2 separate regions of the Homo sapiens genome follow, and region 2 is linked to region 1. Evidence: chromatin contacts called from ENCODE Hi-C or POLR2A ChIA-PET data. All regions are on one chromosome and are shown on one strand. Each heading gives the region's core, a stretch centred on a gene start or an enhancer-like site at or near the end of the contact. The rest is flanking DNA. Distances are from core to core; before and after follow the strand shown. Region 1 overlaps CMSS1 (cms1 ribosomal small subunit homolog). Region 2 has its middle 51 kb from the start of TBC1D23.

The links. Hi-C counts contacts between places; a loop is a spot of excess contacts on that map. ChIA-PET counts read pairs that join two places held with the same protein, here RNA polymerase II (POLR2A). Pooled maps may share reads with other maps.
Region 2: a loop to region 1 is called in a map of naive thymus-derived CD4-positive, alpha-beta T cell, with 5 times the contacts of the local background. The contact joins two enhancer-like sites. A Hi-C loop is called at or near these places in 2 of 168 maps with a recorded cell type or tissue (IMR-90 and naive thymus-derived CD4-positive, alpha-beta T cell) and 12 of 50 pooled maps. POLR2A ChIA-PET finds 5 or more read pairs at or near these places in 3 of 52 experiments (HCT116, IMR-90 and activated T-cell).

Annotation. Positions count from the first base shown.
Region 1 is chr3:100,066,878-100,071,389 of GRCh38, forward strand. All of the region lies in intron 1 of CMSS1 (cms1 ribosomal small subunit homolog), which reads left to right. All of the region lies in intron 1 of FILIP1L (filamin A interacting protein 1 like), which reads right to left. Among named protein-coding and RNA genes, the nearest start is that of FILIP1L, 45 kb to the right of the region's middle. RefSeq lists a silencer at 2,055-2,134. Within about 2 kb of position 2,079, at least 6 of the 41 ENCODE cell types and tissues checked have a DNase peak (open chromatin) inside an H3K27ac peak, as active enhancers do.
Region 2 is chr3:100,207,543-100,212,054 of GRCh38, forward strand. No RefSeq gene overlaps it. Among named protein-coding and RNA genes, the nearest start is that of TBC1D23, 51 kb to the right of the region's middle. RefSeq lists a silencer at 2,439-2,488. Within about 2 kb of position 2,594, at least 4 of the 41 ENCODE cell types and tissues checked have a DNase peak (open chromatin) inside an H3K27ac peak, as active enhancers do.

The DNA.
Region 1 (4,512 bases), core at 829-3,328:
ATTTTTACTTGACCATACCATATTTATAGCCAGTCATTACTTGTTTTCTCACAGGATATTCTGTTTCAAAAGAATATTTGTCTTCTTTAGAAGACACATAAAAATGTGTGTCCCATACACATATTGAGTGAGATTCCTCAGTCAAGTGTGCTTTGTATTCAGAAGGGCAAGCGTGGACTGTGATTAGGTTAACTGTCACAGGGCCACTGAGATGCATGTTCCCAGGGCACCAGTCACCTAGAATACAGGAGTTTTGCAACTCTGAAGCCCTGGCTATGTTTTTGATCTCGTTTGTTTGTTTGTTTGTTTGTTTGTTTGTTTTAAATAGGGAAATTTTAGCATCACAGTTGAACAAAAGTAAGGTATCCCTACTCAAACTGAATTACCATGACCTTTTCTCTCTTCTTGGCTTTCTTGGCATTTATACAAGTTATTCTGGCCTACCTATGGTGCAGGTGAAAGTCTAGAGACTCATACCTTGGAAAGCAGGTAACTAAGCACCCTGGTGAAGGTTGTATATATAAGAAAGGTGGAGGCTTTTGGAATGTCTGTTGAATCCCTGGCTCCAATTATTCCCATTCCTCCATTAGTATACATGATTGAGGATAGTGAGTGTTTTTCAGGTGAAATCTGACAAAATTCACTTCATCTAAAATGCTGTCAAATCATCTGAATTTTGCAGATTTGATTCAGATACAGGTTTATTTAATGTAAATATAAGCCCTTAGGGGGAAAGAAGAACAACTAGAATTCACAAGATTATCTAGATGATTCAATTTTCAGTAGTATACTGGTTTGATAATAAACTGATTAATGATTAACTAGTTTAAAAACTGTGTACTGCACACTGAGTAGGTGCTAAATATATACCACACTACTTTGAAATAGTCTCTGTGGTCTCTATCCAAGCCTTGAGTGAAGTGGGCTGACATTTCAAAGAGGCTTTAATGGCCACCCAGGAGGACTCTGGGTATAGTACAATAGGGAAGCACAGTAGAGAAGCACAATATTAGTAAACAGATGCAATCAAAGCTTTCCCTACCCTACCACCCAGGCAAGTCATTCATGTCCTTGTGTTAGTCTGTGTCCCAAAGACCCAAGGCACCTCCAAGAACCCTCTTTTAAGTGCCTCCACAGCATAAGCTTTAAAGTCAAGCCAACCTGGATCCACCACTAATGATGGGAATTTAGGAATAACTACTTCCTAAAATTGTGAAAGATTACATGGAGCATATGTAAAACTCCAAGGCAATCAGAGAAATGCACATTTAATCAAAGAAATACCATTGTTTGCATGTCAAATTGGCAAATTTTTTAATGGTGATTCCTGGTATTGACAAAGATACAGTGAATTAGGACGTGCACTTGCACACTGCTAGTAGATGTGTAAATGGCCTTTAAAGCAATTTTGCCATGTTATTATAAACCTGGATGGATGCATAGTGAGACAAACATGAATGATGAAAGAGCCTCTGTGTGTGTGTGTGTGTGTGTGTGTGTGTGTGTCAGAGAGATATAGTATCTTTTGACTCAGTAAACACATTTAACTACAAAACATCATCTGAACTAACACACAAGTCTATCTAGATTCTTTAACAATTTAATGTAAATATTCATACATCTTGCTATAGGAATATTAATGTTGGATTAGTGGGTGCTGCCAAAGAACCCACTGCAAGTTTCATATAATACATAGTATATGTATCAGTTTACTTTTCTAAAACATGAAAAATTCTGAAACAATAGTTTTTTTGTTTTTTGTATTTTTGAGACTGAGTCTTGCTCTGTTACCCAGGCTGGAGTGCAGTTGCACGATCTCGGCTTACTGCAACCTCTATCTCCCAGGTTCAAGCGATTTTCCTGCCTCAGCCTCCCAAGTAGCTGGGAATACAGGCGCCCACCACCATGCCCAGCTAATTTTTGTATTTTTAGTACAAATGGGGTTTCACCATGTTGGCCAGGCTGGTCTCAAAGATGTTTCTTCTGTTTGTGATTTCAGAGGTTATTTTGTGAATTCACAGGTACCACTCCCAAGAAAGTTCAGCTTGCTCTCACCCTCGCCCAGCAGGTGGCACTGTGAAATAGAGGGACATGACAGTGCAGGGAGCTGCCGTTCTGCTCCACAAACCCAGATAGAACGTTAGCAAGTACCCACGTGATTTGGGCACTTCATAATAGATCAGTTGATATACTTGAAAGTCTCATACAAGTCTGGTGCCTCAAACTAGTTTTGTTCCATTTAGTTTCATGTCTTCTGTAAGGCTCCTACTCCTTTAAGGTCAGTGGCATCAAGTGCTCACATACTGAGCGGATCACTGAGGTCCTTTAAAAAGGTGCAATTCTATTTCTGCACATGGATGTTAGTTGCATTCTTTCTATCATTTGTAGGGAAAGCCACACTCTCTTCATCCTGTTGTAGGCATTATTACCCCTCCTGCTTGGGAAAAGATCTATTAATTTCTTGAATAAATTACCTAATTTTTGCAACAGCCTTAACTGAGCCAGCCATTAGCTGCCCACATAATGCTCACCTGCTCTGTTCTAAGCAGGCAAGTGGTTAAGAGAAAGGAGATGGCTGGTTGTGTGTTCCAGACCTTTCTTTTTGGAAAGACACTTTTTCTTCTCCTCTGATAGTGGTGTTTTGGATTTCTGATACGGCAGCCAATGGAATCAATGTCACAGTCTAAAAACTAGTGGTTCCTTCAGGCTTCAGTCTCCTGAGGCACCAGACAGTTTATACTCTTAAGAATTTTCACTGCTTTTCACAGACATTAATAGTTTCCTGGCATTGCCTATCAGGAAATGTCGTCATGGTCTGGAGGAACCAATAAAAATACAAGTAACCTGTTTTGACAGATCTCTTTTCTGCCAGAAATTTCAGAATTTGTGGTAAGAGGAGGTGGCAGAATGGAGGGCCAGTCTATTTGTGAGGGCATAAGCAGAAATATTTGCCCTACGAGAGGGAGCTGATATCTACCCTGGATATGAGAAATAGAGGACTCACACTATCCAGTTCATTTTGTTGGAAACTTAAAAAAAGAAAATCTGGTTTGATAGGGTAATTCAAGTCTATGGTACATTAAGATATTTTTCTCCTTTTTTTTCCTTTTATTTCAAACATAATTCTTGTTTGATCCTCAAATAAAAAACTCATGCGTTAAAAATTAACAGTATTTGATTAAGGATGTACACATGGCACTGTCATAAGGTATGCAGAAAGAGGCCGTGGATTTGGACAGTGATACCAAACAGCTAACATGAAGTGCTCTGTGCTCATTCCTGTTACAGCCAGAGCATGATTCTGAACTCCTTTAATGTGAGAAACACTGAATATCATCCTTAGATAGTTAATTGAAGTTAGATTTTGTGGGGAGGTCAGTTGTTTCTCCCTTGCAAGTTTGTGGGGAAAATTGATCACCATAATACTTGAAAGAGTGTGATCAGAGTAAAATTAATAGACATATCTGAAATGACTGTTTGATCTCTTCTAATTAATGAAATTTTAAAGAAAATTTTATACTAGTGCCAATTTTGAGTACTCTGTTTTACTTAGGACTTGAATATTAAATAATGTTGATTTATTCTCCCCATCAGTTTAGTTTTCAACTTAAATACATTTTAAGGTATAAAACTTACAGATAAACCTTGTGCCAATTTAAGTGGATGTATGGGGTTGTAATAAGATACTGCCCATCCCCATCAAAAGTTGTCTATGAATAAAGACTTCATATCATCGTGGGGTTTTTTTGTTGTTGTTGTTTTTCTTTTTTTGAGACGGAGTTTCACTCTTTTGGCCCACGCTGGAGTGCAGTGGCGCAATCTCGGCTCACTGCAACCTCCACCTCCCGGGTTCAAGCAGTTCTCCTGCCTCAGCCTCCCAAGTAGCTGGGATTAAAGGCATGTGCCACCATGCCTGGCTAATTTTGTATTTTTAGTAGAGACCGGGTCTCACCATGTTGGCCAGGATATTCACGAACTCCTGACTTCAGGCGATCTGCCTGCCTTGACCTCCCAAAGTGCTAGGATTATAGGCATGAGTCACCGCGCCTGGCCTGTGGTTTTCTTTGTGTATGATTTTCCTTATTAAATTCTCACTATGTAATGCCCTTTTTTTGTTTTGCTTTTAAGCTATTCAGTTATACAGAAAAAAATAAGCCAAGTTCTTTTTTTAAAAGAAAGGGGTTTGTTTGTTTTTAAGAGAAGCTACTCTCTCTTTTTTTTTTTTTTTTTTTTTGGATGGATTAGCATTTCCAAACTTTCTTTTTAAGTTCTTATAATTACCCCCTATTTCAGACATATCACTGTCAATTTATGCTGGGGAAGTGGAGAAAAGAAATTAGATTTTATCCTGATTTTCTCTTACTCACTTCATCTCCTGAGAGCTGAATTTGCTACATAACTAGCTGGGTAAGATGGAGAAACTTGTACATCAAGAAGACAGTAAGGGACAGGGACTGTGACCTCCTGTTCTATGGGGAAGAACTGCCTCAGTAATGCTCAGTTCCTGCTGAG
Region 2 (4,512 bases), core at 1,344-3,843, 140 kb after region 1:
TGTGATCTCGACTCACTGCTACCTTCACCTCCCAAGTTCAAGCAATTCTCCTGCCTCACCCTCCCAAATAGCTGGGATTACAGGAGTGCACCACCATGCCTAGCTAATTTTTGTATTTTTAGTAGAAACAGGTTTCACCATGTTGGCCAGGCTGGTCTTGAACTCCTGACCACAAGTGATCCACCCACCTGGGCCTCCCAAAGTGTTGGGACTACAGGCGTGAGCCACCACACCCAGCCAATATTCTGCTCTTTATTAACTTAATGAAAATATCATGATCATTTCCTTAGAATCTTTAAAGCCATTATTTTTCATGGTTGCACACTCAGGTAGCTAACACACACATACACACTTTTTAAAAAAGTATAATTTCTATTTCTATTTCCTCAAGAATGCAGAAGTTCTTTCATTCTCTACATTCTAAAGAAAACTGAAGAGGATAGGTGATTTTTTTCTCTATCATATCCCTTATTTTCTTCCCACAAGAACCACAAAGCCCCCAAACTGGCCCAAGCCTATCTATGACTTGGATAAAAAGGATCCAAGAAACAATGGCTTCCTCAATGATGACTTCATTGTGTGGATGCGGGCAGCTGCCTTTCCCACTTTCAAAAAACTGTATGGTCGACTCAGTCGAACACACCATTTTATAGAAGGCTTGCCTGCTGGTAATTATAGTTTCAACATAACCTATAGTATCCTTTTATACCACTTTTCTTTCTGAAGATGAAAGAAAACCTGGCTGCTAGTTGTTGAGCTATTTCATTCTATACTTTTCTATTTTCTAATCAAATCTGTATACAAAAAAAAAAAAGTGTAAAGGAGGATAAAATTCTCCTATTCCCTCCCAGAGGCTCCAGCTGGGACTGACAGATTAATAACAGAAAAGCATATGAATTTTATGCCTTTAAATGTACATGTGAGCCCTTACAAGAAAAATGGAGACTAAAAAAAGAAGTGACTAAGTCTAAGTTCTCATATACTAGGTTGAACAAAGAATGGCAATTGTAGAAATGTAACTAGGAAGATAAAGGTTAGTTTAGCAAGGGTTTTTGTTGTTGTTGTTGTTGTTTTGTTTTTGTATAGATTTCTCTCAGTCTTGACTCTGTCTGGGAGGCCGAGGCAGGCAGATCATGAGGTCAGGAGTTCGAGACCAGCCTGACCAACATGGTGAAACCACATCTCTACTGAAAATACAAAAAAAATTAGCCAGGCATGGTGGCGCATACCTGTAATCCCAGCTACTCAGGAGGGTGAGGCAGGAGAATCACTTGAACCCGGGAGGCGGAGGTTGCAGTGAGCCGAGATCGCGCCACTGCACTCCAGCCTAGGCAACAGAGTGAGACTCCGTCTCAAAAAAAAAAAGAAAGAAAGAAAGATTAAATAACACTGGGCCTAGAGATCTGTTAAAAAAACTGTGAGGAGAAGCATGCCAGATAGGATGGGAGGAGATGGAAGACTATGAAAATAGAGAGGAGTTTGATAAGTAAATATAGACTAAAAATTACTAAAACTGAGACTATAGAACCTTTTATTGTAGGGAAAAGTATCATAGACCACAGGAGCTGTGGACTCAAGGGACAGGTCCAGTTCATCCAAATCCACGTGAGGTGTGCAACAGGCTCTGCACTGAAGATGCCGTGTTCCCCCCTCCCTTAGGCACAAAGCCAGCATGTGGGAGTTAGTGCCCTAATGATTAGGAATATATGGTCCAACTTAGGAGACATATGTTTATTTTTACTTTCATTTACATATTTACTTTTGAGACAGGGTCTTGCTCTGTTGCCCAGGCTGGAGTACAGTGGCGCAGTCACATCTCATTGCAGTCCTGACCTCCTGGATTCAGGTGATCTTCCCACCTCAGTCTCTCAAGTAGCTTGGACTATAGGCACTCACTACCATGCCCAGCTAATTCTCTCTCTCTTTTTTTTTTTCAGAGATGGGGTCTCCCTTGTTGCCCAGGCTGACACATGCTTAAATATAAGAGTCTGAATTTTTTCACTTAATGTAAAAATACAAATGTAGTTCTTGATTTGAAAACAAACAGGCTTTAACTTTAGCATGGCACCAAACACTACCTTTAAGAAATTATATATTTAAATACAATTTACACTAACTCTGGTCTTTAGATTTAATTTTCAAGTCTCCTCCTGATTCTCCCTGAGGTAGCATTCTCTGGAGGCAGAATCATTCCAGGCCTTTTACACGACTTTGAAATTGCAGCCCAGTTAGCACCGCTGTGTTCATCCTCCCAAGGCTCCTGGCTAGTTGTTCAATGGGACCCCCAATGGGTCAATTTTAACACAAAATTGTCCACCTCCTTAGTTTCTTTACCTTTCAGGGAGGCTGAATAAGAAATTCTTGAGGAGAAGGGAATGATGGCATGTGCTCCAGTTCCCTGCTCCAACTTTTCTTCTTTTCCATCCTAGAACAGGTATGTGGACATTTCCATTCTGACAGGGAAGTGGGAGCATTTCTCAGTCAGAAAGGCCCCCACTGATGAGACATGATCTCTGCCTCTCAGCTTTTTGTCTCCTTTTGTTTACTGACCAGGAGGAGGTATGACTTCAGTTAGTCCCTTTAGCAGGGTGTCTAGTTCTATGAAAATGAAAATGAAAGCCACAAATTGCCTCTCATGGAGCATTATAGGTACAGATCAAAGAGTAAACCCTTTGAATAAGAATTTCAGCAAACTCCTCTCTCCCTCAAAAAAATTGAAGCAGAGGTTGAAAGTTGCTTAAAACTGGTCTCTCAAGGTGGGCCTTCTGATTCTGTCAATTTTGGGACTGCCTTACCATTAAAGCAGTTATGGGTGCATTCGAGGAGCAGGAAAAAACTTCATGCACTACTATCCCACGATGTGTTACAATGACCTTGGGGTTGGCAGGATGAGGAAGGGAGGCATGTTCCCAATAACAGAGACATTCTGTTTCTCCTCTCTGGACATGCTTTCCCTGGGTGACTTCATTCACAGTCATGTCTTAATGCTAATCCCTCTCAAATCAAAATTTTTTGTGTACATAGAACTTCAATCCTAAGCTTCAGGCCTATAACTGCACTACCTGGGTACAGCTCTGGTGTGAGTATTATCCAACCAGACTAAGAAAGTGCCTACCATTTCTAAGGGGAAAAAAGATGTTCTGTGTATGAGGAGAAGACCTTCTCATATAGAACTGAGGGAGGGAGAAAACAGGCAGATGGGTTGAGGTGGCACCCAAGGACCTGGTGACAATGAGGAATTCTGATGGAAAAGAAGAGAGAGAACTAGTTTCATACTAATTTTCCTTGTGCCTTTAAATAGCACGTTGCCAAGTGATTTGAGGCCCTTTAATAGCTTTGCTGGGAAATGCCTCCTTCCTGTGCCGTTGCTATGAGAAGCCTTTCTTTGTTTATTAGTTTGGTTTACAAAAGGCACCAGATGTTTAAAAACCTCAGGCCACATGTATAATCAAAATGACATCATTAAAATGCTAATGATAGCAAACCCACTTCAAACACTTTCTCCCCAGCATGGGGATACTGGCCTTTCCAAAACCCAAATGAATGTACCACCTTTAGTTCGACTACCAAAAATGTTTTGTGATCTTTTTGTTTGCTTGTTCTTCACTCCCCTTAAAGAATTTTCCCTGAGGTAGGAATTCAAACCTTAGCCTACTAAAGGACTATAGCCTGCCCTGGGTCTTCTAATTCATATATAAAAATTTAGGTTTGTATGATTGTAATTTCCTTGGGTTTGCCAAAGGAAATTAAATATATTTGTTCATTATCAGTTGTCTATAAGTCATTCAGATCTGTGTCAGAATCTCTTTCGTAGCTTACAACTATGTAGAGGGAAGGCTTGTTTTTATTTTCATTCCAGCAAGATACAGAGTAGTGCTTGGTAAAGATTAAGTTGCAGCATATGAGATTAGATATTTAACCATTTTTTTACCTATAAAAAAGAGCAATTTTATATGTGTCAACCTAATATATTCAGTATATGCAATACTAGAAATGTGAAGTGTTGAGTCAGATTCTTAACAGGTCTTCTTAGACTTCCCAGTAACCAGGTTCCACGGAGAAAAATCAGTTGTTCTCTCCACCCTGACATGGTGTGGGGGTAATAGCCTTTTCTTAGGTCTTGCCTACACAGTGACAGGAGCTATGACATGGTTGGCCTCCTTTGCCATGATGGCAATTCACATCATGCTGAAAAACAAGAAAATGTCCTTCTTCCATCAATAAAGTCAAGCTTTAAAAAGAAAAGGAGGAAACAAAACTGGACAGTGAAGTAACAGAACCAAAGATCTCTGAAGGGCTGGAGATGACTGGGATGTTTCAACAAGGGGAACTAGGTTGACTGAACTAAAATCAATTTCAAATAGACAATGAAGAGAATTTTAGAGTTAAAAAGAAGAAGGAAGAAGAGGGGAGGCATAATTATACGTAGTAAAATGTCCTTGGTGTGGGGAGAATAAGTCACTCTTGAGCTCTAGACCAGTTTTCCAGTATTTATTTGAAGTCCTTGAGCCT